Regions from separate parts of the Homo sapiens genome. Here region 1 is linked to region 2. Evidence: chromatin loops called from intact Hi-C (ENCODE). Cell type or tissue: OCI-LY7. All regions are shown on one strand. Links, peaks and the distances in the headings refer to the core of each region. The heading gives the core; the rest is flanking DNA. Region 1 overlaps C2orf76 (chromosome 2 open reading frame 76). Region 2 has its middle 25 kb from the start of TMEM37.

Region 1 (15,424 bases), core at 4,955-7,454, 96 kb before region 2:
CTTAAACTAATTTATCTCAATAAACTCATCTATCAACAAGGATTTACCCATATGTCTGAGTCCCTAGCCTCATGCTAGTCAGCACCAACGTAGTATGAGGCACAGCCCCTGTTGTCTGGAAAAAGGAGCCTGAGACACACGCACTGATTTTGTGGTACAGAAAATCCACAATCTTGGAAGCTGACATGTGACAATAACTGCACACTGTTGACAAAAAAAAATACAGGAAGGGCGAGGTGTGGCTTCTGTGGCAATCTGAGACCAAAAGGACAAAGTTTCACCCTCTCTCCCGCTCTAGGAGTATAGCCTAGCCTCCCAAATGTCATAAAATCCTAATCTATAAATCATTCAAAGCTGTGCTCACAGCTGAGTTATATTTCTAAGTTTTCATCACCAACAGACGTCCCAAGTGCTGTGCCTTTTATTTCATGACTTGCTTCAAATATTTGTTTTGGATCTGCTGGCAGAGAAGATTTCAAACTACAGTTTGAAGAAAACAACTAGCCAAAAAAAAAAACAACAACAAAAAAAAAAAAAAACAAAAAAAACCTCGGTCTTTGATAGACTGGGTACATGCCTGTAATTTCCACCATGGTGTGGGAAGGTAAAACGGGAAACACTCTACAGAGGTTCACTCTGAGTCCTGCTTCTGGAATCCCCCAGTTTCCTGGGTCCGACACCCACATTACCGAGTAACCAGATTATCACTGTTTCTATGTAAGAGTGAAGAACGGCCACCATAACATACTGTCGAAGGAAGAAAACACGCATGACCTAAAATATTGCTACCCAGAAAAAGAAAGGGAATGGGACTCACACCTTAAGGAAACACAAATCAAACATCATCCCGAAAGAGAAGGGGGAGCCACAGAATCCCACAATATTAGCTGTACAGACAAGATCACCCAAAGGGGCGAGGCGTGAACGACAGGGTTCCAGTTGGGGGCAGATGACAGAAGTGACACGCAAAATGAAAACGAACCACGAGGGAGTTCTGGAATTATTACAGGACCTGGCTTGCCGAGAATGCTTCCCTCAGATAAACACTTAGAGTTTGGCCGCTGTATCTTGTTTTAAAATGTTTCCAATGAAACACAACTGGCTTTGGAAGAGTTACCCAGCCACAATTTCTCTCTTAAACCAGACCAGATTCGAAAGACAACAGTAGTAGAATGTAGCAAAATGAAAGAGAGAAAATAACACTTAAAAAAAAAAGCTTACATGTAAATTTATTACTTAGGGGAATTAGCCCATAAAACTACAATTGCTGACAAAAAATTATAAGTAACATTTCTAGGTAAAAGTCTCTTCTTGCTTCTACTGATCAAATCTTTTTGAAGTACGTATTTTCGTACTGGGTCCACAAGCAAAAACTCCACTGACGTCAGGTGTAGAATGTTCCACGGGGATCTGCAGTGCAGATAAAAAGCCAAAGGATGAACTAGAGAATTTCTCCCTGAGAAAAGAAATCTTCAAACACCTTTTTTTCCCCTAATTTCCCCACTTGCAGCCTTTCTTTTCCTTTCATGACTACTGCAGAAAAGTCCTAACGATAAATTTGTTACCCTGGCATTATTCCCATGGCAACTGGCTGTGATAGCAGTGACAGCTCTACAGCAAGATCAAGCAGTGAAAAGGGAGACAGAGATGACTTCGAATTTTTCTCTTAAACCTCTTAAAAATCTAACCAGACACGGCACTGAGGGAGGGAAAATTCCCTAGAAAAATCACATATTTCAGGCCAGGCACAATGACTCACGCCTATAATCCCAGCACTTTGGGAGGCTGAGGTGGGCAGATCACTTGAAGTCAGGAGTTCAAGACCAGCCTGGCCAACGTGGTGAAACCCCGTCTCTACTAAAAATACAAAAATTAGCTGGGCGTGGTGGCACATGCCTGTAATCCCAGCTACTCAGAGGCTGAGGCAGGAGAATCACTTGAACCTGGGAGGCGGAGGTTGCAGTGAGCCGAGATCGTGCCACTGCACTCTAGCCTGGGCGACAGAGAGAGACTCTGTCTTAAAAAAAAAAAAAAAAATCACATTTCAAGTATCATTTTCACAACTCAATTCTCACTAGAATTTTTTGTTGCTCTCCAGGTACCCTCATCTCCTTCCCCAGGTATAACCTCAGCTTGTCCCCAAGAGCATAGCAACACCACTCTAGATAACAAAGAGAAAATCGCTCCCTGCAGGGACCCAAATCACCCCGAGCCCAGGGTTGCTGGCTTGCCGGAGTTCGGAGTTAGGAGTTCGGAGGGCAGTTTGGAGTCCTCACAACACCCTGAAATGAGTGGAGAATCTGGGAAAATAATCTGACTCTGATCCAGGACCAATAGCCTTAAAGTAAGAGGACAAAAAGAGGGATTTGCTTCTCACCTTTACAGATGGTTCATTACATAAGTCAGTTTGAAATTAATCACAACAAGACCAACAACTCAATATTTTAGTAAAGTCAAAACTTGCCAACTGCCTTCTCCAGGACAGTTTCCAAACAAAGCAGTTGTTCCTGAGGGCCTTTTACACACATCACTCCGGATGCCTTCATTGTTTTACACAACCTTTATGACAACCTTCTAGAATAGGTTTCATTATTCTGTTTTTACAGAAAACAAAATAGAGTTTCAGAGAGGATAAGAGGCTTACAGAAAGCAAGCAAAGCACACAGCCTTCATTCTAACCGATTTTCCCCAACTTCATGGGTTTATACTTTTAAAAAAAATTCGTCCTTTAATTACAAGGAATACATGTAAACTGTAGAAAAATTTTTAAATCACCATAAAAGCAATTAGATAATACAGAAAAGAAAGAAGAATATCAATTACTGGCAATGCCAGCACCTCAAGAAACCATTTCTATAATTTTGGCGTATGATCTTTTCTCCATATACGCATAAACAATAATCTTACATGTATACTTTAAACATTTTAAAACAATAATGGGGTCGGGCACAGTGGCTCATGCCTGTAATCCCAGCACTTTGGGAGGCCAAGGCAGGTGGAAAACCGAGGTCAGGAGTTCGAGACCAGCCTGGCCAATATGGCAAAACCCGGTCTCTACTAAAAAATACAAAAATTAGCTGGGCATGGTGGTGCACACCCATAATCCCAGCTACTCAGGAGGCTGAGGCAGGAGACTTGCTTAAACCCAGGAGGTGGAGGCTGCAGTGAGCTGAGATTGTGCCACTGCACTCCAGCCTGGGCGACAGAGCAAGACTCTGGTCTCAAAACAAAAACAAAAACAAAAAAACCCAAACAATAATGGTATCACACAGTATGTTCTATTTCTATTCAATAAATCAAGCTCTACATCAGTGCTTCACATACAGGGAAGGTCAGGGCTAACCCCACCACCCTTCTGAAGACTTAGCACAACCTCACAGCTTGTCCCTGTTGGCTTAGAAACAAGTACCATTGAAATTCAAACTTGAGAAAGTCTTATTGGTCAAACCGACCCACAGAAAATTCAAGGTCATATTCATTCCCGACGGTGGTATAAGAGTATCCATTTTCCTACACCTTGAACTCCCTTGGACAATGCCACTTTTTCATGTCTGCTAATCTTATAACAATTGCTGCTGTCCAAGGTCACCCAGACAGTAAAAGACAGAATCAGGTTTTGGACCCAAGCACTCTGGCTCTGGACTCTGTTATTTTCATAGAGATGAGCATGCTAATTGTTGTGCAGGCTAATCTAGAGCTCCTGGCCTCAGGCGATCCACTAGCCTGGCATCCCAAACTGCTAGGATTACAAGCATGAGCCACTGCACCTGGCCCCAGACTAGAGTCTTAACACTAGACTCTACTACATAAAACAGTATCTATGTACTCATTTCTAATAAGTACTCATTCTCTCCTAATAAGGTGGAGCTATTTTTTATGTGTGAGTTATTTCTTCTATCAATAGAATTTTTCTTTTTCATAGTAATTACAAGGGCTCTTTATAAAGTCAGGCTAGTAACTTTTCTTTTTTTCTCTTTTTCTTTTTTTTTTTTTTTTTTTTTTTTTTGAGATAGAGTCTCACTCTGTTGCCCAGGCTGGAGTGCTGTGCTGGAGTGCAGTGGTATGATCTCAGCTCACTGCACCCTCTACCTTCCAGGTTCAAGCCGTTCTCGTGCCTTAGCCTCCCAAGTAGCTGGGATTACAGGCGTGTGCCACCACACCTGGCTAATTTTTGTATTTTTAGTGAAGATGGGATTTCACCATATTGGCCAAGCTGGTCTCGAATTCCTGACCTCAAGTGATCCTCCCCGCCTTAGCCTCCCAAAGTGCTGGGATTATAGGCATGAGCCACCATGCCCGACCCCAGGCTAATAACTTTTTATCTGTTGTATATGCTGCAGATATTTTTCAAAGTTTATTGTTTCTCCTTTAACTGTGTTTACAGTTTTTAGTTTATAGGTAGTCAAATTTATCACTTCTCCCCCTTTATGGCTTCTGTCTTTGAGCTCATGCTTGGAAAACTCTTCTCCTTCCCAAGATTATGAAATTATTGAACTACACTTTCTTTTTAAAAAATTTTTTTACATTATAACATTTAACCCATCTACAATTTATTTTGTAATAAAAACAGAGATGAGATACGAGTTTGAATTTTATTTTCCTGAATGCTTTGGCAATGGGCTTGACATAATTTTCTGGCTAAATCATTCTTTCCTCACTTATTTGAAATGTCAACTTTATCATCCTGTGAAATATTACCCTTTTTTTCATTTTTGGATTCTCCAGTGTTTTCCATGGAGCTGTCTGTCAACACCCCCATTAATATCAGTCTGTAATATTCATTATGCTTTATGCTTTAACAACAAGCAGGGCTACCTTATGGGTGCTACATGCCCCAATCACAAAGGTGCCACCTGCTACAATAATATAATAGCATTTAAAGAAACAAATGCCAAATTTAAAATCATTCTTCAAAATAACAACCTTACATATTCATAACATGGAAAGACAAGAATATTCTAGCAAATATTGTAGACATCAACACAGAAATCAAGTCTAAGATTTCACAACATGGTATTTAAGATCCTATTTAACTCAGAAGATCTATGTCAGGAATTCATGCTCATCACGTGAATCAATCAGAAGTAAATTCCTGATACAAGTGATTAAAGTAACTCAAAATAATACTTGTCAAAAAAAAAATTCAGGCTCCCAATGTGCACCTCACTAACCGTGTTCCTTAACAAGTGCATATAAATAATTATGAACAATGTGAGGCCGAGGCAGGCAGATCGCCTGAGGTTAGAAATTCGAGACCAGTCTGGCCAATATAGTGAAACCCTGTCTCTACTAAAAAAATACAAAAATTAGCCAAGCGTGCTGGTGCACACCTGTGGTCCCACCTACTCAGGAAGCTGAGGCAGGAGAATCGCTTGAACCCGGGAGATGGAGGTTGCAGTGAGCCGAGACTGCACCACTGCACTACAGCCTGGGCGACAGAGTGAGACTCTGTCTCAAAAAATAAATAAATTAATAAATAATTAAGAAGAAGCATGGCTTGTGACACTGCATCCGTCACCAACCGCAGAGGTGTGTGAGGGGCACACTGCCTTTAACCACTCAGACCTCCCTGACAATCTCCACTCCCTCTCCTGCCAGATCAGCTTTAGGTGTACATATACGTAGAATAACAGTGACATCTAATGGTCACAAAACATGTCACATAACATTTATTTAGAATAAAACCACATGCACATTCTAGGCTGGAAGGCCCAATCAGGTACTTTTCAGCTGCACACACCAGGTTCCTATTTTAAATTCCATGCCTTGGTGGGCCCTGAGTGATTCGGAAGACTATCAAAAACCACACTGCATGTGATACCAACAATGCGTTTCATTATTCCTCATTAGTTCTTACTATGTCCATTTCTCTCCAACCATCGGCTCAAGTGACAATGATAAGAGTAAGTAGACGTGGTACTTACAACCCGTCACTTAAAATGACCCTCAGGAGAATTCTGAGCATACCTTCTGAAAACAGCCATTTGCATTCTGCATATTTGGAGAGCAGACACCTACTGTCCTCAGCCAAGAGATCGGAATGCACATCATTCTCATCCTCCTCCTCTGAACAGTTACCGGGCAGTGTCAGGGGGACCAAGGACAGCATTTACTTTCCAGTGAGTTATCCAAATACCATCAGCCAGGCCTCAGGATAGGCCGGCAGAGGTCCCCCTCCAGCAACACAAGGCCCCCTTCCTCACCGATTCCAGCTGCTTTCAGAGTGCTGTCTTCTTTCAGCAGGAGTCTTTCGTCATCTTCCAAACTCAACACAAGTTCATTTGTCTAAAAAAAAAAAAGAAAATCTGCATTTTATCAGTACTTACATGGGTTTGTTTGGTGAGACTTCTCAAAGACACAGAGTTGTAACTCTGAGCACAGCAATAATCTAAGTAGATTCCACTGCCCTGGCCGTAATGAGGGCAGTGAACAGAGGCACAGTGAGGTCCTGCCGAGCTCACGCACCACATAAAGCAGTGGGGACAGTTCTGTGGCATGGGCGTGAAGTCAGATCAGGATGCAAATCCAGACTCCACCAGCACCCAGCTGTGTGTTCTCAACAAGCTACACAACCTCTCTAGGACTCGATTTCCTCATTGGTAGAAAAGGGGAGGAGAGGCCCCTTCCTCATCACCTGTGGTAAGGGTGACAGGATGGGGCATATAAACCCTCAGCAGTGCCGGCCGCAGGGTGAGCACTCTCTCTTAGCTGTCACTGTTCTTTTGCTGCATCATCATCATCATCTTCTGCCATCCTCACCTGGTCAGCGACAGAGCTGAGCTTCCAGCTCTGGCCAGTCCGACTTCTGAGAGAAGCAAGTATACTTCCTTTTTTCGTTTTGTTTTTCGAGACAGGGTCTCACTCTGTCACCTAGGCTGGAGTGCAGTGGCGTGATTATGGCTCACTACAACCTCAGTCTCCAAGGCTCAAGCAATCCTCCCATCTCCAGCCTCCTGAGTAGCTGGGACTGCATACATGTGCCGCCAAGCCTGGCTAATTTTTTTTATTTTTAGTAGAGACGGGGTCTCACTATCTTGCCCAGGCTCGTCTCAAACTCCTGAGGTCAAGTGATCCTCTGACCTTGGCCTCCCAAAATACTGGTATTACAGGCATGAGCCACCACACCTGGCCACAAGTATACTTCAAACGGCCAGAAGTCCACATATCTAAAAACCTTGCCCAAGCTAAAAAACATCTGGTTCCATGTCACATTAATTGGAATATTTCTCTATGTGATTTGGGGTGGGGGTAAATGAGAGTGCTCTCCAGTGATATTTACAAATCCAGTGAGACTCATAAATACAAGTGAAAATTTAAACTTGCTATTGACTGGGTGCGGTGGCTCATGCCTGTAATCCCAGCACTTTGGCAGGCCGAGGCAGGCAGATCACAAGGTCAGGAGATCGAGACCATCCTGGCTAACATGGTAAAACCCCGTCTCTATTAAAAATACAAAAAAATTAGCCGGGAGCGGTGGCAGGTGCCTGTAGTCCCAGCTACTCAGGAGGCTGAGGCAGGAGAATGGCATGAACCTGGGAGGCAGAGCTTACAGTGAGCTGATATTGCACTACTGCGCTCCAGCCTGGGCGACAGAGCAAGACTCCATTCAAAAAAAAAAAAAAAAAAGTTGCTATCTGCCCCTAAATAGCACAAAGAGATAACCACTAGTGGCACACAGCACTACTTGTCAACCAGAACACACCTGTTTAGCAACATATTCTATTTGTAGAATACAGCTGAGACAGAGAGTCAACAGAAAGGCCTCTCAGCAGCCAAATCAGAAGCCCAAGCCACGCAGGGTTTATGGACCTCATTCACTGCAGAGCACAGGGGCTTAAAACTCCAGAGCATACAGATTAAAAGAAAAAATACTTTACTCAAAAAATCATTTTAGAATAGGTAATACAGTCTGTAATCCCAGCACTTTGGGAGGCCAAGGCAAGAGGACTGTTTGAGCCCAGGAGTTTGAGACCAGCCTGAGCAAGATAGCAAGACCCGATCTCTACAAAAAAAAAAAGTTTTATTTAATTAGCTGGGTGTGGTGGCACACATCTATACTACTAGATACTCAGGAGGCTGAAGCAGGAGGATATCTTGATCCTGGGAGGTAGAGGTTGCAGTGAGCTGTGTTCATGCCACTGCACTCCAGCCTGAGCAACAGAGTGAGATTGTGTCTCAAAAAAACAAAAAACAAAGAATAAGTAATATCTACTCATTATACAAAGTTCTCCAAGCATATATGAATAGAAAGTGAAAAGTCAGTCTCCTTCCAATCCCCATCCACCAGCTATCTAGTTCTCCAGAGAGGACTGGGACCACTGAGAGGACCTGTTTCCCACACCCTCCCAACACAGTATATTAGCAAAGCCTTCTGATCCTTGCCAATCTGACAGGTGTGGATTAAGTATAGTCTTAATTTGTATTTTATTATGCTTAAAGTTCTGAATATTTTCTATTTTTTAATGGAATTGTAGGCTAATTTTTCCAATAGAATTGTAGAGTCTAGAGCATCTTCACATGCTAAGGAAATTCGGCCTTTTCTGTAAGTTAGAAAAATTTCCCCCACTTTTCATTTGTTCCTTGCTTTTCTCAGTGGTTTTTTTTTTTTTTTTTTTTTTTACATAGAAGGTGTTAAATGAATTTTCGTGGAATAAATAAGTTAGTGAATGAAGTAAAATGTATCAATCTCATATCGTTTCTCAGTTTTCTGTCATATTTAGAAAGCCCTTCTTCACGCCAAGATTTTTTAAATTCCCTGTTCTCTTCAAATATTTTTAAGAATTTCATTTTTTGAATTTTTCATCGTGGAGAATTTCAAATATACAATAGATACAGAATAGTGTAATAAACCCCCTGCCCTGTACCCAGGACCCAACTTGAACAAATTATCAAGTCATGTTCCATCTGTTTCATCTCTATCCTCATCTATGGGTTTAATTTTTTAATCCAAGGGGTATTTATTTTGGCATAAAGAAAAATACATGGATTCAACTTAGCTGTTTTTTAGATGTTTATGCAGTTATTCAAATACTATTTATTGAGTCCTCCATCTTTTCTTTACAAACTTGAAATGCCATATTTACTATACATTCAATTTCCATATTTGGAAATATTGGGGTCTATTTTGGAACTTTTAATTCTGTGCCCTTAAACTACCAGTTCATGTGACAGTGCCATACTGTTCTAATTACTATCGTTTTATAACATGTCTTATATGTTAGAGCTAATTACTCTCATTTCTCTTTTTCAAAATTCTCCTGATTATTCTTATTTTTTACATACTGATTTTAAAATCAGCTTATTTAGTTTACATATAAACACAAGTATTGTATTTTATTGGGGCAGCATTAAATATGTAAATTAAGAGAGAACTGATTTTACGCTGTTGTATCTTCCTATCCAAAATATCCTAAGCATTTCTATTTAAGTCTTATTTTGGAACTCTCATAGCAGGTTTTGTTTTGTTGTTAAGTTGAAGTACAGTTTCACACAATGAAACGCACAGATCTTGAGAGGAGTTCACTTTAATGGGTCTGAAAAATTAATCGCAGAGTTTAGATGCGTATTTTCAAGTGTGTGTGTGGTGAGGGGTGAGGAAGGACAGCAGCATTTTAAGTTTTCTTTTTAAAGACCTTGCACATTTCTTATAAAGTTTGTTCCAGGATATGACTTCCACACATAAAATGGAAATTAAAGTTTTTATTTCAATCTTAATAGAAATTATTCCGACTTTATAAACACACCACTGATTACCATCCATAATACACACACACATACACACACACACACACAGAGGAGGCTCGGGTGGGAAGGTATCCAGTCAGTCTTTTTATTGTGGGAATGGGAAGAAATTTCTGAGGATATGTAGTAACTGCAATTAGGAAAGTCTCTAAGCCCAGAAAATTAGGGAAATGGGGAAAATGCCTTTTATGAATGAGTTCATTAAGACAAAGGAATTATTTAGAAGTCTCTCCTTTCAGCTGACGAAGGAGATTAAAATTACAGCTGAGTTGGAACACTAACAGGCCAAGCCAGCAATGCCACAGGCCCCGCAGATGGGGAATAGAAAATGAAAGGACAACAATAACTTGGAAATGAGAAAAATGACTGTGAACTGGATAAGGCACAAATGAGGACATGTGGATGAAGTTTCTCTGAAGTTTTAAAACCGTATCTGTGAAAATATATTGAACTCTTCCCTTAGAAAAGTTGAAGCAGAAACTTGCAGAACCATCCCCAGGGCATCTTAACTAGCATTGTTATGATTTGGATCAAAGTTCATAAAGCCAGATTCCAGAAGCACTCTGAGTGACTTAATTGTTTTGGGAGTCCTCCCTTAAACAAATACATTGTTCAACTGGAAAAACAAGCCCTAATTTTATAACTAGAACCTGCCAGTGTGAAACATATGTCTTAAATATAAGTAACAATTCTAAGATTGTTTTGTCTTCCGATGACAGGATAATTTCCAGATTTTTTAAATGTTATAATACTGATAATTTGAACATGATGAACTATGTCTCCACTAAGATAAAGGAATAATTTACTACTTACTCCTTTTTGGCAACATGAGCATATGAAAAGCCAAATGATGTAGAACATGCAGCAATGAATGGAGAATGGGGACTTGCTTTGCTTTACAACCTTTTTGAAGAGCGTATTGTTTTATTTTAACTTTATTTTATATTTGTATTTGTATTTTAGATGTATATAATACACAAAAATATAGAACATTACCTATTCTCTACATTTTAGGAATGAGGTTGAAAACATTCCTGTCCCAGAGGAGAGAAATTGGACGAAGTCCAAATATGGTGGCCACACATTCTAGTACCAATCAAAAGGGCAGATTCCATACCACAGCCCCAGACACGTGTGAGCATGACATTTTGAGGCATTTCACAATGGATATTGTAAAACTGGCATATACAATCCTTGGTATAAAAAATAAAGTTACTAGAAGGAACCAAGCCTACTAAACCCTTGACTTTTGCTCAGTGAAACTGATTTTGGACTTCTGACCTCCAGAATTGTAGGAGAATAAATGTGTGTTGTTTTAAGCCACAAAAATATTTTTTAAATAACATAAATTTTAAAACACAGTTACTAATCAATGGTCAACAGACATAGCCTCATGCCATTTTCTTGTGATCTGTGATACGCATTTATCTGAAAGGTGATTGAGTGTATGGAGTGCATCTACGACTACAGAAGACAATGAAATAAAATGAATTAATAAATACTTCATTCAAAAATTGTTATGGAAAAACTCCTATGAGCCAGGCACTGTGCTAGGTATTGGGATATGACAAATAATATCTTATTCTTGAGTAGTTTATATAATACAGGAAGATTACTGCTTTAATGAGGACTCTATGGAAGGCCAGAGATTAAAGAAAAAAAGATCACTCTGCTCTGTCTGTATGATAAACAAATCTTTGACTGTGGCTTCATAAAAACGTTACTCTAAAAAAGTAAAAAAACAGAAATATAAACACACAACAAACCCATAAATAAACAGCTCTCTTTGGGAAAGGTAAGACAACTTCAGGATTGCAGGCCATGGCCTTGGTGGAGCTAAAAGGTGTGTTCCCAGAGCCACAGTTCTGTGCCTTCTCTTATACACAGCAAGAATCAAATTAGAACAAGTGAATTATTTGTGTCTGCATCTGGCCCTTTTGTTCTGGTACAGAATTAAGAAAATCAAAGACACTGGATTGCCAGATAATAAGCAGTTTCTTTTATCTGTAAATTGAATTTACTTTTCCAAGTTTTATGCTTATTTTATGTTAAATATGTGCTTGATAAACAAAATATGGTATACTTTTTTTAATTAACACTTTTTTAAAAAGGACCTACTACTAACAGGGAAATAGCTTATTTTTCTTCAATGAAAAAGCTAAGGCAGTAAAAAGGGTACCTACAAAATAAAAAGCGCTATTATAATGGGAAATATTTTAGATGTACATGTATTCATTCACTTATTCACAAATTCAACCAACATTGATTACTTGCTATGTGCCAGATACTGTACCTGTGGAACATACCTTTGATTTATGTGCTTGATGAATAATCTTTAGTGCATCTGAAAGAAAAAAGCAAGTTATCTTTTTACACAGTTTATTCTAAACTTCTTTTCAAATTATTAAAATGGGTGGAGGGTGGCTACGAAATTGAGAAATGTAAGTCCTTGTTTTATAACCAGACTCATTTAGAAATATACTATACAGCAAAAGAAAAATTACTTCTGTAGATCATTAAAACTGAAGTAAAAGATCTTTATCTTTTAAAGCCTTGGTCTTTGACACACAGCAGTGTGTGTGTCAGAACTTTTTGTCAACTCAGCACATTTTTTCTTAGAATGGAAGACAAGCAAATCAGATTACTGTACCTTGTTTTTTTGGAGTCAATACAGAACAGGATTAGCAAATAATGTAAAAAAAAAAGTCTTAAAATAGACATTAGCAAATGCAGTTCAAAAAAATCTATTCAGATGAGATATAATGACAAGAGAGCAAATGATGATACAGGTGTTGCCACTCTCAGTATTCAAACACTGTATCTAGGACCACCGGGAATCTGAGCAAGGCTGCTAATGCCCCAGGAATATCACTATCTGTCTCTTGGTTTGCAAATACTGCACAGGCTCACACCATTTCATCTGCTCTATTCAAACCCAACTTCACTCCTTAATTTGTTTATCTTGAAGTCAGGCTACACTGTGCACTTCCAGTAAGTAATTTCTCCACACTTGGGTAAAATTCGAACTCAGCAACAATCAGCCCTTAATTACATAATCTACACAGCCATTCAACAGGTTGAAATTCAGAAAGTTTCCGATTCTTCACTCGTTTTTATTTAAACATTTAATGAATGCATTATGATTACAGTGTATTATTGAATAAACTCCCAAACTTAAACTAAAACTCATTCCTATCAATCACGTTGTAACAAGGAATTCCAACAGTGACAGGAAATGAAAGGATCTATTTTTAAAACAGACCTTATTTAACTATGTTCTCATAATACACAATAAGGTGGCTATCTAGATAAGAACTAGCACTCTGAATTTGCCCATTATTTTAAATAGTCAACTTTCAGTTATCTATTGCAATTTTTTTTTTTTTTTGAGACGGAGTCTTGCTCTGTCGCCTTGGCTGCAGTACAGCAGCATGATCTCAGCTCACTACAAGCTCCACCTCCCAAGTTCAAGCAATTCGCCTGCCTCAGCCTCCCGAGCAGCTGGGATTACAGGCTCCCACCACCACACCTAGCTAATTTTTGCATTTTTAGTAAAGACAGGGTTTCACCATGTTGGCTAGGTCTCGAACTCCTGACCTCAGGTGATCTGCCCTCCTCAGCTTCCAAAGTGCTGGGATTACAGGCATGATCCACTGCATCTGGCCTTGTAATTTTTTATACAAGGTCAACATAATCCTCAGTAACTCTGTATTCCTAAGAAATAAAAATAAATCTAACCTAAGTAAAATATGCATATTAGGGATGTAAATAAACCATAATTGCTAAAAATAAGCTTAAAATGTGTGTAAGAAAATAAACAAAGTTGACTTTCAGCTTATCTAGTATTCCAAATTACCTATCATGTCCTTTTTCTTACTATAGATATGTTTATTATTTGAGACAAGTGAGAGAAGCCAATAGTATTTTTAAAATAACAGGAGCTCAAAGTCTGTTGCAATCAACCTGCAAAACTATAGTCTGACCTTACTAAATATTAATCCTGTTCTATATATTTTGCTAATGAGCCTTTAAACTAGAAATCCTGCTGCTCTAATAGGTTTGGCAAACACACAATTAAACGGCTACATATTTTAGCAGAAAAAGAAATGTTTTGAAGAGAAGTTTTTGCCAGATTTTTCTCTCCAACAGAAAGGGGTGTGACCTGAGGAGTGGGTAAGAAAGGAGAAATGACAAACCAGCAGAGAGATGTATTACTGTCCCTTTCTGTGTTGAATAAGCTGCTTCCCTTGTTCTTGCTTCTTTCAAATAATCCTCATAATTATCACAAACAATACCTGTGGGCATTGTTTTCTTAATACAAATTCCTTGAGGAAAGCAACCTCATAAAAATATCATCTTGTATTTGTGGAGCATCACACACAGCTTTATGAAACAGAGAGGGATGAGCAGCCCACACTGTACAACAACTACATTCTTGTGTGCCCTCATGGGTCATGTCTAGGCGATAGGGATTTAAGATAAGTAGCATGCGTGGTAAATCAATAATAGATGTGGATGCCAATTAAATGGGAGGAGGGCTCTGAGATATCTCAGGCTCTTGGTGGCAGAGAGAATCAGCCCTTTGCCAAAGGGTAGGGAGACAGTGACTGGCAAAACTGAAATCTGACTCCACACTCTTTCCACTCCCGAATACCTAACAAAGTGCCCTGTCCCGCAGACCGTGAGGTGGCAGTCCCGGATGACAATGACAGGTGAAAATAACACTGCAGCCTTTCTTGTTCAACAGAAAGCAGAAGATTGTTAAACAGCCAAGTTCAGACAAAGCCACTTGAAGTCTATCAAAACTCGAGTGGTTCTATAATTTCTTCACAAATAAATGTATTCATTTTTTCTGCCAATTCATCTGAATAGTATAGAAATACTAGGGCAGAAGGAAGTTAATAAGATAGAATAGTCTAAAAGGTACATTATCTACCACAATAATGCTTAGCAACTTGGATATTCTAACGCTTTCATTATCTAAAATTTCTTTCAAAAGAACTTACATGGAACACAGCTTTGCACATAGACATATAGATACACACATACACACACACCATGAAAAAAGGAAACCATATGTAACTATTCTAATTTAAAATGGCATCTGTAAGTTGATTCAAGTTTAAGGCTATATTTCAAGACATTATACTTTGAAAGCCTTGAAAGCCACAATTGAGAAGTTTCATATTTACCTTAATCATCCTTTTTATTCCTTTATCTTATTCAATATTGAGTATGTAAATTCTTTAAGCCCAATAAATCAAAGTACTTTCCACTCAGTGCCTTCAACTTCTGCTTCACTACCCCTTATAACCTCACAATTAGTTTCTGGATATTAAAATGCATACACACGGCGAAGATTGTGATTTCAAAGGATTTTAGGTCATAAGTTGTTCTATCAAATGAGAACAGAATGAAAAGCCACTCCAAAAAAAAATCTAAGGTAATAAAAAATTTATACTTTAAAATGTCTGCACCAATTAAGAGAAATATTTATTAGGTGCATCATACCTTTCAAATGAAGTCTCAAATTCAAAGTTTGGTGAGTGTCACTCTGCTGAAGGTTAATAACTGTGCCATCTTTATAACAAATAATGAATGACAACATCTAGCTTCTTACCTTATTACTCCATTTTTAAATCATCAATTGTAACACATAAAACTACTATATAACATGCTCAAA
Region 2 (15,424 bases), core at 7,963-10,462:
CTTTACAAACACCCGCTTCCAATTCTCCATTTTCAGCATTTTTCCCTTCCTTTTAGTCCCAGCCCCAGAAATGCTTAGGATTTAATGCCGTCTGGGAATATTTGCTTTCCAAAAGGAGAAATGGGGAACAATGCAATGCTCTACCTGAGAGATGACTCATCCGTGGTTCATGCTCAGGCATCAGAGAGCAAGGGAAGCTGCACCGGGGCGAAGCTGCCTTCCTCAGGGCTCCTCCTGCCTCCCCCCAGGGGACACTTCCTTCCCCAACTGCACCACCTGAGACGCCCCAGTGCTCGCCTGGATGTCCAGGCAGGTTAAATAGCTAATTACAAGAAGAATAGTCAACAGCAGCATTTTGGAGCTGTGCACCAGGAAGTCTATTCTATGCTATTACATGGACTAGGCACTAACTTATTCTTTCTTCATAGAGTAAGAAGCTGAGACACAGAGAGGTTAAGTAAGTTGTGCAAGATGCACAGTTGGTAAGGGGCAGGGCCGAGCTGCAAATGCAGGCATCTGGCCCCAGAGCCCTCACCCTAACACTCCACGTTGCCTCCTCTTGGGCTTTTCATGGAAAAAAGGAAATGATGACTCTCCACTTCCTCCTGCCCCCATCTCTGTCCATCCTGGGGACAGGGAGAGCCTGGGACAGAACAGCCCTGGAGCAGACTCACCCACCATGCCCAGGTCTGAGGTGGATCCAGGGTAAGGAGGAGACCCTGGACAGAGAGGGAGCATCACATTGACCGGGAGAAGGGATACAAGTTGCCCACACCCACTGCTGGGTCCAGGGGGCCTAAAGCAAATGGAGGCCAGGTTCTCACCTTTACAGAGGCCGCTGCTGAAATTCTTGGTCTTTGGGCTCACATGTTTATAGACTGCAACACTGCAGTCCCGCATTAGGCTCTGGAGATACACAAATAAATAAGATGTCTCCCTGCTCTCCAGAGTTCCCTGTCACCTGGGAACCATGTGATGAAACCACTGCAGCACCTCTGGGTCTTCTTCCCAAATAATCTAACCCCAATCTGATCAAAACCCCAGATCTATCAGCTTTCAGGAAATACAGGGGGCAGGGAAAGAACGCGTCAAGCTACTCCATGGGGATACAATCAGCAAAATCTGGGTGGCACAACAAACAATCCAGTTTTGTCGAAATAAAATACATGCTACGGGGAAGTAAAGAGAGGAGAGCCTCTGAGAGACAAATCAACACAGCACAGTGCATGGACCCTGGGGGATCCAGACTAGAACAAAGTAACTTTTTTTTTTTTAAGACAGAATCTCACTCTGTCACCCAGGCTGGAGTGCAGTGGCGCGATCTCAGCTCACTGCAACCTCCGCCTTCTGGGTTCAAGCGATTCTCCTGCCTCAGACTCCCGAGTAGCTGGGACTACAGGCATGTGCCACCATGCCCGGCTACTTTTTGTATTTTTAGTAAAGACGAGTCTCGAACTCCTGACCTCAAATGATCTGCCCACCTCAGCCTCCCAAAGTGTTGGGATTACAACCAGTTCTGCAGCAGATGCCAGCTGTGTGTCCTATAACTTAACTCAATTCTGGTACTGTCTACCTGGAAGCAGCATGAGGTGAGGACCTAGCCCCACGAGACTGTCCCTGCTTCAGATGCCAATCACAAGCACAGGTGATGTCTTGTGTTTCTTACCGATGGGCTGCTCTCAGGGTTCCCATGACTACCTCCTCGGAGTCAATTACTTTGCTGCAGTGGCTCACAGAACTCACAGAAACACATGTTTACCAGTTTATTATAAAGGATATTACAATGAGGAAAGAAAATAGCTCTTTTTTTTTTTTTTTTTTTTGGAGACAAAGTTTCACTCTTGTTGCCCAGGCTGGAGTGCAATGGCGCGGTCTTGGCTCATGGCAACCTCCACCTCCCGGGTTCAGGTGATTCTCCTGCCTCAGCCTCCCAAGTAGCTGGGATTACAGGCACCCGCCACCATGCCCAGCTAATTTTTTGTATTTTTAGTAGAGATGGAGTTTCACCATGTTGGCCAGGCTGGTTTCAAACTCCTGACCTCAAAGGATCCACCTGCCTCAGCCTCCCAAAGTGCTGGGAGTAGGGGCGTGAGCCACCACGCCCACCCCAGAATATAACTCTTATCTGAGGAATGGGAGCCCTTTCAAATTATTAGGCCCAGAGAGGAGGCATTGAAATGAGACTGCTGCGATCACATCCTCTTGCCTGCTTTGAGCTATGTTGCATCTCTTGAAACTGCTTGCTATTGCCACGAGTAGCTGTGGATTAACCTAATTATGCCTCACCCAGCATATAACCCACATCCTATAGCGTAACAGTGTATAGCCAATTGCTAATCGATGTCATTCCTGAAAAACAGAATTTCCGACAGAACTTTATATCAGCCATTCCCTGTTTCACTTTTGTTTCCTTTAAAAACCTGCCTGCAAAAAAGGCCACGTGAAGCTCATATCCAGGATTACTTGGGTCTGAGTTTTTTGGGCAGCTGTCCTTATTTTTGCTCAAGTAAACTATTTTCTTATTTTTATTTTTTATTTTTTATTTTTGAGACAGGGTCTCGCTCTGTCACCCATGTTGGAGTACAGTGGCACAATCACAACTCACTGCAGCTTCAACCTCCTAGGCTCAAGTGAACGTCCCATTTCAGCCTCCCAAGTAGCTGGGGCTACAGGTGTGTACCACCAAGCCTGGCTAATTTTGTGTTTTTTGATGAGATCGGATCTCACTATGTTGCCCAGGCTGGTCTCAAACTCCTAGGCTCAAGTGATCCTCCCGCCTTGGCCTCCCAAAGTGCTGGGATTCCAGGCATAAACCACCACACCCAGCTCAAGTAAACTCTTTAAATCACATTTTGCACTTCAGCCTCTTCCTTTTAGGTTGACACAGAGGACGCAGATGAACATGTTATGGAAGAACATGTTATGGGAGAGGCATGGGAGAAGAGTCTCAGAGTTTCCATGCTCTCTCTGGACACGCCACCCCCTAGGAACTTCCATGTGTTCCACTGTCCAGAAACAACCGAACCCAGTCCTTCTCGGTTTTTATGGAGGATTCATTACATATGCATAATTGATGAAATCATTGGCCATTGGTGACCAACTTAACCTTTAGCCCCTCTGCCCTCTCTGAAGGCTAGGAGTGGGAGTGAAAGTCCCAATCTTCTTGGCCAGCCAACAGTTAATTCATCAGCATACAACAAGACACATTGCTTTAGAGATTCCAAGGGTTTTAGGAGTTGCGTGCCAGGAAACAGGGATGAAAGCCAAACATATGTATTATATCTTGGCCAGGTGTGGTGGCTCACACTTATAATCCCAACACTTTGGGAGGCCAAGGTGGAAAAATCATTTGAGTTCAGGAGTTTGAGACCAGCCTGGGCAACATATCCAGACCTCATCTCTACTAAAAATAAAAATTTTAAAATAGTAGCTGGCCCATGTCTGTAGTTCCAGCTACTCGGGAGGCTGAGGCGGGAGGATTACTTGAGCCCAAAATATCAAGGCTGCAGTGAATCACAATCACACCACTGCACTCCAGCCTAGGCAACAGAGCAAGACTTTGTCTCAAAACAAAACAAAAACATATATCTTATCATGAGTCACAATACTGTATCACAAGCACTTACTATATGCCAGAGACTGTGGCATATGCTTAACACATATTATTGCATCTAATTCTTGCAATGACTCTGAGTTAGGGATTGTTATTATCATCATTTCAGAGATGAGAAAACAGCAAAAAGAGGATAGGTGGGTTACCCAAGTCACCGGGACTTTACAGCGGAGCGCCTGTCTCCATGTTCTTGGTGCGATGATCTATACCAGTGGTTCTCAAAGTGTGGTCCCTGGACCAGTAGCCTCAGCATCACCTGAGAACTTAATGGAAGAAAAATTCTTGAGCCCCACCCCTGACCTGCAGCATCAGAGGCTCTGGGGGTAGGGCCCAGCCATCTGGGTTTCAGCAGCCCTCCTGGTAATTGATTCACATTGAAGTTTGAGAGCCACTCTTCTATACTCTACTGCCTGCTTTTGGCCCCATCCTGCAGCAACCACCCAGTGGAAAGAAGCCATGTGAGCTTGGAACCGAAACAACCCAGTTGCAAGGGCAAAGAGGGCAAGAGTGATAAGGTGGTGCTTTTCTAAGCACCAGAGGCTGTTGCAACATCCCGGAAGTTCAGAAAGCACCCAGGGTGCAGGGCCAAAGATTTCTGGTTTATGATCCTTCAGCTACACTGCACTCTTTACACAGGTCTCAAGGAAATTTCTGCTCAGCATTTAAAAATCAGACCCTAAAAGAAACAGAGCCTGAAGGTGTTACCCGAAAACACCGGGGTTCATTTGCCTGGCAAGTAACAAATGACTCCCCACAAGAACACAGGTTTTGATCAATAGGAGTTTTATTCTCCAAAGCAGTGTCTCCCTGACGGAAGTGACAGAAGGGTTTTATGGCGGTGATGCAGACAGCAGAGGGTGCATTGCTGCATGGAGAGGGGGGTCCTAGCGGCGCAGGCACAGCAAGTCATCACGCCAGCATGTGGGTTGCATGTTACGGTTATAAAGCTACAGCTCCACCCAGGGTGGATACTTTAGCATGGTCATCAGGAAAGTTCACTGAGCCTCATCTATAAGTTGCTGGGGTCTGTCAGGAGTCAGTTCCAGACAACTAGGTGACCACATGCCACAAAGGGTTTGGGAAAACCAGGCTGCAGGGCAGGAGGCTGTAAAATACCCTGATTGCTTGAGTGGATTACATTCCTGTAGTCCCTGGAGACCCTCCCTGTCTGCTTACATTTTTGGTAAGTTCTCTCTCCTTCCAGGCATTGTTCCTATTCTGGTTTATTTTTTTCTTTTTTTGAGATAGATGAGACAGAGTCTCGCTCTGTCACCCAGGCTGGACTGCAGCAGCACAATCTCAGCTCCGTCCCAGGTTCAAGTGATTCTCCTGCCTCAGCCTCCTAAATAGCTGGAATTACAGGCACGTGCCACCACGCCTGGCTACTTTTTGTATTTTTAGTAGAGACAGGGTTTTGCCACGTTGGCCAGGCTGGTTTTGAACTCCTAACGTCAGGCGTTCCATCTGCCTCGGCCTCCCAAAGTGCTGAGATTGCAGATATGAGCCACTGTACCTGGCGTTTCCATTCTTCTTTCATTCATTCACTGACTCATCAAACATTTGCTGAGCACTGCCATGTGCCACTCACTGCGTCCAGTGCTGAGAATGCAGATGAGCCATGGAATGGGACGTGGCAGTAAGTGGAAGCTTCCCCTGTTCCTCCATGGCACCGCTCCTCCAACCCCGTTCCTGAGAAGTCCCCAACCTCCAGCCACGAAGGGGTAAGGCCACTTCAGATAGGAGCCTCCAGGGCTCTGCAACTGTTGTGCCAATCGTTGGATGTGAGGTGGGGAGCATGCACAGGCAAGTGGACTTCGCAGCACAGGGACAGGCGAGCCCATGGAGGGAGCCCCCACCCAGACAGAGAGCCCAAAAGTCCCCCCAGTGCTCTGGGTCCAGCGGCCCTAGCTGTGGATGCCGTGACTTGTCCCCAGGGGCAGGGACCAAGCAAGGGGGACTAACACTTATTAAACACTTACTTACAGGGCACAGCTGGTTCTTTCCACCCCAGGGAGTCCTCACAACGGCCATGAGTGTTATCCCTGGTTTCCCAGTGAGGACACAGGAAGGCTGAGGGTCTTGTCCAAGGTCCCACAGCTGGGAATCAGGTTCCTGTCCATCTGATGACACCCCCCATAGCTCTGTGCTGCCTCTGCAGAGGGTGGCCACTGGACCTATCATGCCTCCATGGTATTCCTAGGAGCTGCTTTAGCTCAAGGAGTTTGGTGTAGAAACACAGAGCCTTGGTCTCACCTCTAACCAGCTATGTGGACCCCTTAGGTCTCTTCTCCCCGGAGACCTCCTTTTCCTCATCTGTAGACTAACAGGGTAAGAAGGCCCAGGACTCTGTCCTCTCTGGATCCACACACCTGGCCTCTGGTCCCATCTGCTCTTGAACCTGTATCTCCTATGCTCCCAGGCAGGACCTGCAATGAAAATGCAGGGCCCCTGGCCCCAAAACTATTCAGAATGTCAAAATGCCCTTTCCTACATTATACATTATACATTTCTTCAGATCATAAGTTTTGTTGCCCACTCAACACCAGTGGCAGTTTGGAGAAGGGAGAGGCCATCCAGACCCACACATTGGGCCAAGCAGAAGGCACCACAGAGACCCAAATCAGTATAAAGAGGGGTTCTAAGGATCAGAAAAGGTGAAATCTCTCCCACAAACCCCAGCAGAAGGCATGGCCCGTCTCACTCAAGAAGAGTTGGGATGGGAGTGTCACTGTCACCGGGTGTGACAATGGTGACAGCAGAGCTTAAAGCAAGCACGGGTCCTTCTGAAACAGGGAACTGTGTGTGGGTCATGCACTCACGAAGCTGGCCCTGGTTGGACAGAATCTGGCAGAATTTGGTGGCCCTAAAGAAGAGCCAGGTGCCATCCATTGCATGTTCTCAGGGTAGGAGCTCCTGTACCTCATGTCCTAAGGAGTGCCTAGAAGACAGGAAGCCCTGCCAGTAGGGGCCTGTGGCTGACACCAAGAGCAGCCAAGCCAGGAGCCATTCTTCCCTCCACACCTGCTAGCAGGTGCCCAGGTCCAGACTCACACCTGGTGTATGCCAATCATAACACTCCCATCCCAACTCTCCTTGAGCGAGAGGGGCCATGCCTTCTGCTGGGGCTCGTGGGAGAGATTTCACTTTTTCTGATCCTTAGAACCCCACTTTATACTGATTTGGGTCTCTGTGGTGCCTTCTGCTTGGCCCCATGTGTGGGTCTGGGTGGTCTCTCTCTTCTCCAAACTGGCACTGGTGTTGAGTGGGCAACAAAACTTATGATCTGAAGAAATGTATAATGTAGGAAAGGGCAAGCTTAAAATGGATGTTAGAAAAACTATCATGCATTTCTGCATTGCTCGCTGGAATGCTCACTCTTGACACCTTCACCTCCCAGGGCTGACTTTGCAGAGGCTGCCATGCTGAGAGGAAGCCCAAGCTCCCCCCACATGGATAGACTCCATGGAGAAGACCAATCACCTGACTGCACCCACCTGAGCATCCCCCAGCTGGAAACACCAAAGAACAAAGCAAGACTGGATGTTAGACCTCACAGTTCCTTAAGTCAGGCTAGGCCCTTCCTAGGGCTCCTCTACTGGCCAGATGGATGAAAATTCTGTGGGCTTATACAATATGGTGGAGTCTCCTCAAAACAGAAGGTGTAAAATTATTTATCTCATATTAGGTTTGAAAGCTAATATTGATTTAGAAGAGACCCATTTAAGAAAGAAGTCTTGAAGCTTGAGCCATGCACCTCTCTGGCTCCAAGCCAGTCATTTTTGAACTGCAGTCTTCTGTCTTAGTCCAATTGTGCTTCTATAACAAAATGCCTGAGACCAGGTAATTTATAAAAAACAAATTTATTTTCTCATAGTTCTTGAGGCTGGGAAGTCCAAGATCAAGGCACCAGCAGGTTCGGTGTCCAGTGAGGGCCTATTCCTCATAGATGGCATCGTCCAGGTGTTCTCTTGTGGCAAAAGGAATGAAGGGGAGCAAAGTCTCTCCCTTTGGCCCTTTTTTAAGGACAATAATCTCACCCATGAGGACAGAGCCCAAGCGGCCTAATCACCTCCTAAAGGCCCATTTCTTAATATTGTTGCTCTGGGGATTAAGGCTCAACATGAATTTTGAAGTAGACATGAACATTCAAACCACAGCACTTCCAGTCCCTCAAAGTGCAGAATATGAGCTGGAAGTGGGAGGGGTCAACAAATGACCCTTGACTAAGGGAGCTGGATCACCACCACACAAGCAGCAGCAGGGATGGAGAGCTGAACCTTGGCCTGGGAAGGGGATCCAGGAACATGGCAGGCCCTGGATGCTGGACCTCCAGGGCAGAGCAGGACCAGACGCCAGGCTGACTACTATGGCGAGAGGAATTCCTCCTATTCCCTGTATGAGAAATGGGAATTTTACCATCATCCTTAGAATGCAGAAGCGACATTAGCATTAACATTTACACTTTTAATTGTTGTTGCTGCATTTGGGACTCCCAGCTCTAGGCAATATGATTGCCAAGCCATTGCCATTTGTTACTCCACTAAGGGACATTTGGGAACATCCTGCCTCCCTGGGTTCCAGTGTCACTGCAGCCAGAGGCTGTGTGGGAGATGGGGAGGGACCAGGTGTGCTCCTGCCATAGGGCTCCCCCATCACTGGGTAAACTGAGGCTTGGCCTGATGTCTTTCTAATTTAAAATCGCAGGACCAGGACCTGCACCACTGGACAAAATGAAAGCACCTGTCCCTGCTCAGGAGACAGTGAGAGAGCTTGGCAGTTGGGATGGGGGTTGGGGGTGGAAATAAACAAAAAGATGTACACAAGAAATGGCTGAAAAACAAATAAAATGAATGCTAATGAATACTGTGCAGACTGACTCAGTATATTCCCAGGTACAGTGACCAGTGTGCACAGCCAAGTCCACATGCTCAGTTGCAATGGTGGTCAAATCTCTAGGGAGCCCCCAGCTTCAACGTGTGTGGCTTTTTTTCTCCACTTCAGTTTCAAGTCCCACAGCAAACTGGTTGGCCCACTGGGCCTGGATCTAGGAATGTAGATCCAGGGTGTGGATCTGAGTGTGCCTCCAGCCTTCCCTCCCTAGGGTGTCTCTGTGCAGTGGCCTTGTTCTGTCCTGCTGGGGAGGGACTTTCTTAGGCAGAGAGGAGGGCAGTGGCTGCTGACTGCCCCACCGACGGAGACCCTAGAGGAAGAAGGGACTTCCAAGTGTATATATAATGCCCCAGAACTGTCCCATTTAGGTTGACTAGGCACTCACCCCTCAGACCCATCCATTACTGTCACCACCCCCAGGCCATGTGCCCCTTGCCACAGCCAGGAATGACAGGATTCTGAGACTGTGGCTCCATTGGGAACGGGTAACGTGGGCAAGGGGAGAGGGCCAGTCTCCCCCCAGAGAACAGGGCAGTGCTACCAAAAGAAGAGGGAAAGAGACACAGAGGCACTAAAATCTCTTATGTCTGCAAGATGTGTATATGTTTGTGGCAGTGGGGTGCCAGACTTGGGTGGGGAATAAATCAATTATTTGTCTGTAATGTCAGGCAGAGGCCAGCAGAGGGAGATGTTGGAATGTGTTGGGATTTGTGGGCCCTCTACCCACAGACAGGACTTGGGAAGCCAAGTTTATTCTCGGCTGAGACATTTGTGTTGGTGGTGACCCCAGTAGTTCAGTGTACACTAACTTTGTCTTATGTACAAAACCATTTAAAACAGTGTATAAAATTACCTTCAGACTACATGTAAAAGATGTATATGAAAAAAATGAATTTCATGTTTAGACTTGGGCCCCGTCTTCAAGAGATCTCATTCTGTATATACAGATATTCCGAAATCTGAAAAAAAAAAAAAAATCCAAAATCTGAAACACTTCTGGTCCCAAGCATTTTGGATAAAGGACACTCAATCTGCATTGAATTAACAGCACCGCCCAGCTCAGCGAGCCTGCCAGGGGCGTGAGAGCCCTGAATCCACACAGTCTGCTCCAGTCCCCACTTAGATTTTCCCCAGAGGGAGGCATTTCCTGGTGCTCTTCTCACCATCTAGGCAGCTGGGCATTCTGAAATGTCTCCAGGAAATGCCGTTGGGAGATTTCTGAGACTCTTCAATCAAACCCAGGCCTTCAGGGAGCACCCAGGTTGCAAGTGGTGAGTCCAGAGTGCAAGTGTTGTGCTGAGAGTGCTGATGGTGCAGAAAGCCCTGGATTTGAAACCCCAGATGCAAACGAGCTTGGGTCAGCTGCCTGACTTCCTTGTGCTTCTGTTGCCTCTCCCTAAAATGGAGATATAGTAGTTCCTGCCTAAAAAGTTTGATGCGGGCCGGGTGCGGTGGCTCACGCCTGTAATCCCAACACTTTGGGAGGCCAAGGCGGGCGGATCAGGAGGTCAAGAGATCGAGACCATCCTGGCCAACATGGTGAAACCCCGTCTCTACTAAAAATACAAAAATTAGCTGGGCGTGGTGGCGGGCGCCTGTAGTCCCAGCTACTCGGGAGGCTGAGGCAGGAGAATCGCTTGAACACGGGAGGCAGAGGTTGCAGTGAGCCGAGATCGCGCCACTGCACTCCAGCCTGGCGACAGCCTGGAGACTCCGTCTCAAAAAAAAAAAAAAAAAAAAGTTGATGTGAGGAATAAATGAAACAATACATTCTAGCGTGCCTAGCACAGTATCTAGTACACAAGTGCTCAACAAATATTATAATAATATTGTAATCCCTAACACAGACACACATTGGAATAACCTACGTAACTGGTTGCACATAAATCTGTCCCAAATATTTGCAGCTGACCCCTTCAGGCAGGAACAGCCCATCACAATGGATAGAAAGCATGTTAAATGCCTGTGGGCTCCCTGCCTTCTTAAGGACACATGACCCAACTTTTCCAATTAACTTGAGGTCACAGAACATCAATCAGTATATTATGTGTTTTTGTTTTATTTTAATTTTTGTGGGTACATAGTTGTTGTGTATATCTATGGGTTACATTGGATGTTTCGATACAGCATGCAAAGTGTAATAATCACATCAGGGTATATAGGGTATCCATCACCTCAAGCATTTATCTTTTGTGTTTCAAACAATCCAATTATACTCTTTTACTTATTTTTAAATGTACAATTAATTTTTTTTTACTGTCATCATCCTGTTGCACTAGCAAATACTAGGTCTTATTCATTCTTTCTAACTATTTTTTTGTACCCCTTAATCATCCCTCTTTCACCTCTATCCTCACCCTCCCCAGCTACCCTTCTCAGCCTCTGGTAACCACCTTCTACTCTTCATCTCCAAGAGTTCAATTGTTTTAATGTTTACCTCCCACAGATAAGTGAGAACATGTGATGTTTGTCTTTCTTTGCCCAGCTTATTTCACTTACCATAATGACCTCCAGCTCAATCCGTGTTGTTGCAAATGATAGGATTTCATTCTTTCTTTATAGCTGAATAGTACTCCTTTGTGTGTATGTACCACGTTTTTTTATTTCTTCATCTGTTAACGGACACTCGGGTTGCTTCCAAATCTTGACTATTGTGAACAGTGCTGCAATAAACATGACAGTGCAGATACTTCTTCAATATACCGATTTCCTTTCTTTTGGGTGTACACCTAGCGGTGGGATTGCTGGATCATAGGATAGCTCTATTTTTAGTTTTTTGAGAAACCTCCGAACTGTCCTCCATAGTGATCGTACTAATTTACATTCCCACCAGCAGTGAATGAGAGCTCCTTTTTCTCCACATCCTTGCCAGGATTTATTATTGCCTGTCTTTTGGATAAAAGCCATCTTAACTGGGGTGAGATGATATTTCACTGTAGTTTCGATTTGCATTTCTCTGATGATCATTGATGCAGAGCACCTTTGCATATACCTGTTTGCCATGTGTATGTCTTCTTTCGAGAAATGTCTATTCAGATCTTTTGCCCATTTTAAATCTATTATTAGATTTTTTTTCTATAGAGTTTTTGGAGCTCATTATATGTTCTGGTTATTAATCCCTTTTCAGATAGGTAGTTTGCAAATATTTTCTCCATTCCATGGGTTGTCTCTTCACTTTGTTGTTTCCTTTGCTGTACAGAAGCTTTTTAACTTGATGTGCTCCCATTTGTCCATTTTTGCTTTGGTTGCTATGCCTGAGGCAAAAAGAAAAGTCTTTTCCCACTCCAATGTCCTGGAGAGTTTCGCCAATGTTGTTTTTAGTAGTTTCATAGTTTGGGACCTTAGATTTAAGCCTTCGATCCATTTTGATTTGATTTTTATATATGGAGAGAGATAGGGGTCTAGTTTCATTCTTCTGCATATGGATATCCAGTTTTCCCCCAGCACCATTTGTTGAAGAAACAGTCTTTTCCCCAATGTATGTTCTTGGAAACTTTGTCAAAAATGAGTTTACTGTAGATGTATGAATTTATTTCTGGGCTCTCTATTCTGTTTCACTGGTCTGTGTGTCTGTTTTTAGGCCAGTACCATGCCATTTTGGTTACTATAGCTCTGTAGTATAATTAAAGTCAGGTAATGTGATTCCTCCAATTTTGCTCTTTTTGCTTAGGATAGCTTTGGCTATTCTTGGTCTCTTGTGGTTCCATATTAATTTTAGATTTTTTTCTATTTCTGTAAAGAATGTCATTGGTATTTTGATAGGGTTGCATTAAATCTGTAGATTGCTTTGGGTAGTATAGATATTTTAATGATATCAATTCTTCCAATCCATGAACATGGAATATCCATTTTTTGTGTCCTCCTCAATTTCTTGCGTCAGTGTTTTATAATTTTCATTGCAGAGATCTTTCACTTCTTGGTTAATTCCTAAGTATTTTATTTTATTTGTAGCTATCGTAAATGGGATTGCTTTGATTTCTTTTCAGATTGTTCGATGTTGACATTTACAAATTTTTTGATTTTGTATGTTGACTTTGTATCCTGCAACTTTGCTGAATTTGTTTATCAGTCCTAATAGTTTCTTGGTTGGGTCTTTAGGTTTTACCAAATATAAAATTATATCATCTGCAAACGAGGATAAATTTGACTTCTTCCTTTCCAATTTGGATGCCCTTCATGTCTCTTTCATCTGATTGGTCTAGCTAGAATTTCCAGTACTACATTGAATAACAGTGGTGACAGTGGACATCCTTGTTGTGTTCCAAATCATAGAGGAAAGGCTTTCAGTTTTTCCCCATTCAGTATAATACTAACTGTGGGTCTGTCATATATAGCTTTTATTGTGTTGAGGTATGCTCCTTCTCCACCCAGTTTGTTGAGGGTTTTTATCATGAAGAGATATTGAATTTTACCAAATGCTTCTTTAGCATTCATTAAAATTATCATTTTTTTTGTCCCTCACTCTGTAAATATGATGTATCGCATTGATTGATTTGTGTATGTTGAACCACCGTTGCATCCTTGGGATAAATCACACTTGGTCATGATAAATGATTTTTTTAACATATTGTTGAATTCACTTTGATAGTATTTTGTTGAAGATTTTGGCATCAATATTCATCAGAGATATTGGCCTGTAGTTTTCATTTTCTGATGTGTCTTTGTCTGGTTTTGGGATCAGGGTAATGCTGGCCTTGTAGAATGAGTCTGGAAGTATCATCTCCTCTTCTGTTTTTCAGAATAGTTTGAGTAGCATTGGCACTAGTGCTTAACTATTTGGTAGAATTCAGCAGCGAAGCCAAGTATGCTATGTTAATTTGGTGACGCCAAGTATGCTATGTTAATTCAATGCGGGTTGAGTATCCTTTTTTTTTTTTTTTTTTTTTTGAGACGGAGTCTCGCTCTGTCGCCCAGTGGCACGATCTTGGCTCACTGCAAGCTCCGCCTCCTGGGTTTACGCCATTCTCCTCAGCCTCCGGAGTAGCTGGGACTACAGGCGCCCGCCACCAAGCCCGGCTAGTTTTTTCTATTTTTTGGTAGAGACAGGGTTTCACCATGTTAGCCAGGATGATTGCGATCTCCTGACCTCATGATCCACTCGCCTCAGCCTCCCAGAGTGCTGGGATTACAGGCGTGAGCCACCACACCCGGCCAAGTATCCTTTATCTAAAATACTTGGGACAAGAAGTGTTTCAGATTTCAGATTTTTAAAAAGATTTTGGAATATTTGCTTATACATAATGAGATGTCTTGGATATGGGGCTCAAGTCTAAACATTAAACTGATGTGTTATATACATCTTATACACATATTCTAAAGGTAATTTTATACAATTTTTTAGTAATTTTGTGCATGGAACAAAGCGAACCTTCAGAAAGCAAAGGTGTCACAATCGCAGCCACCCATGTGGACAATCTGTGGTTGTTTGGCATCACCATCACTCCTGACTCTGAATTTATATGCTACCGATAGGCAATCATTTTCTTACCATTATTCACATGTAAATATTTAAGAGTAAAAAATCTTACATATCATTAATAGAGTGAAAAAATAATGTACTCATGGTAATTAAGCAGCATAGTAGCATCACCAGAACACCTGGATCAGCTGCAAAACAACAGCAACAAACAACGGCAGGCTTTTGTTGTCATTTTTAGTGGGGTTTGTTTTTTGTTTTTTGTGTTTTGTTTGTTTCTGAGACATGGTCTCACTCTGTCACTCAGGCTGGTGTGCAGTGGCACGATCATGGCTTACTGCAGCCTCAATCTCCCTAGGCTCAGGTGATCCTCCTGCCTCCTGCCTCCATGCCTCCTGCCTCTGCCTGGGACTACAGGCACATGCCACCATGCCCAACTAATTTTTTTTATTTTTTGTAGAGATGGTTTTCGCTATGTTGCCCAAGCTGGTCTCCAACTCCTGGGTTTGCCATTCTCCCACCTCAGCCTCCAAAACTCTGGGATTAAAGGCATGAGCCCCCAGGGTCCAGCTAATATGTTTTGAATAAAAAGTTACTGTGTGCTGTACTTTATTTCGTAGGTGAGAAGAAACATCAGAAGCAGTTGAGGGCCCAGGAAGTGGGTCTTGTAGAGATGAGGAGGTATTCTGCTGGATGGCTTTTAGAATGTTTCCTCCAGAGTCCTCTGCCTTATTCACAACTGTTTTTGTCTTAAAATCTCTCTTGGATTTTATAAACTGACATGATTTCTTGCTCTGTTAAACTGCTCCAGCCCTTCAATAAGCCCATCACACATTTTCACCACATGGTCTATAGGCACTTTTTCTGCAGTGTTACATTAACAATAACATCTTCATATCTCTATTATTATGATCAACTAGATTTAGAGCCATTTTGGCTTTTTCACCATCAGTAAATGAATGAACAACTAGAGTCTCCTTATTGATCTTGAAAACTTCTTCAATATCCACTTCTCCCAGCTTAGAGACAGATTCTGGAGGTTGTTTTTTTTGTTTGTTTGTTTGTTTGCATATGTAAGGGGGTCAGACATTGCTTTTTTCCCACTTGACATACGGAATCCTTCAAAATCACCACCTTGTTCATTGTCATCACTGAACATAGTTGCAGGCCAGACATTGTTCAAGGCCTACACAACTGTCTTCACTGTGTTCCAAGCATTTGCGACAGCATATATGGCATCCTTCTTGCTAAACTTCTTTTGAAAACCTTTCACACCCACACTTCTGTTCACTGCTGTTAGCATACTGTTCAAGAAAGAGTTTTTATATTTACTCTTTGTTGATTTAAGGATACCCTGGTCACATGGCTGAATTAATAGAGCCATGTTTGGGGAAAGTACATGGCATAAACATTATTTTTTATGAGAATTTCAGCCAGAGGATGAGCAGAACAGTTGTCAAGAAATAACAAAATCTTGCAGTCAACATCTAGTTCAGCTTCCCAGC

The links. A loop is a pair of places that touch in the nucleus more often than their neighbours do. Peaks named below come from ENCODE experiments on the same cell type or tissue, not always from the same donor. Only the 100,000 strongest peaks of a DNase experiment are listed, where the experiment ranks them.
Region 1: it touches region 2 in a loop (5-fold over the local background); 4 of 110 quality-filtered maps call a loop at or near these places.

Annotation. Positions count from the first base shown.
Region 1 is chr2:119,305,419-119,320,842 of GRCh38, forward strand. It overlaps C2orf76 (chromosome 2 open reading frame 76), which reads right to left. Exons shown (of 6, transcript NM_001322331.2): 4 at 12,048-12,085; 5 at 6,204-6,285. Among named protein-coding and RNA genes, the nearest start is that of C2orf76, 54 kb to the right of the region's middle. RefSeq lists enhancers at 1,915-2,416, 7,854-7,953 and a silencer at 6,540-6,599. In OCI-LY7, for the core only: CTCF peaks have their summits at 5,663 (motif pointing left), 6,125 and 6,325; DNase peaks (open chromatin) are centred at 5,283, 5,623, 6,183 and 6,593; H3K4me3 peaks cover 2,500 bases; H3K27ac peaks cover 2,500 bases.
Region 2 is chr2:119,398,708-119,414,131 of GRCh38, forward strand. No RefSeq gene overlaps it. Among named protein-coding and RNA genes, the nearest start is that of TMEM37, 25 kb to the right of the region's middle. In OCI-LY7, for the core only: CTCF peaks have their summits at 9,177 (motif pointing right) and 9,382; a DNase peak (open chromatin) is centred at 9,204.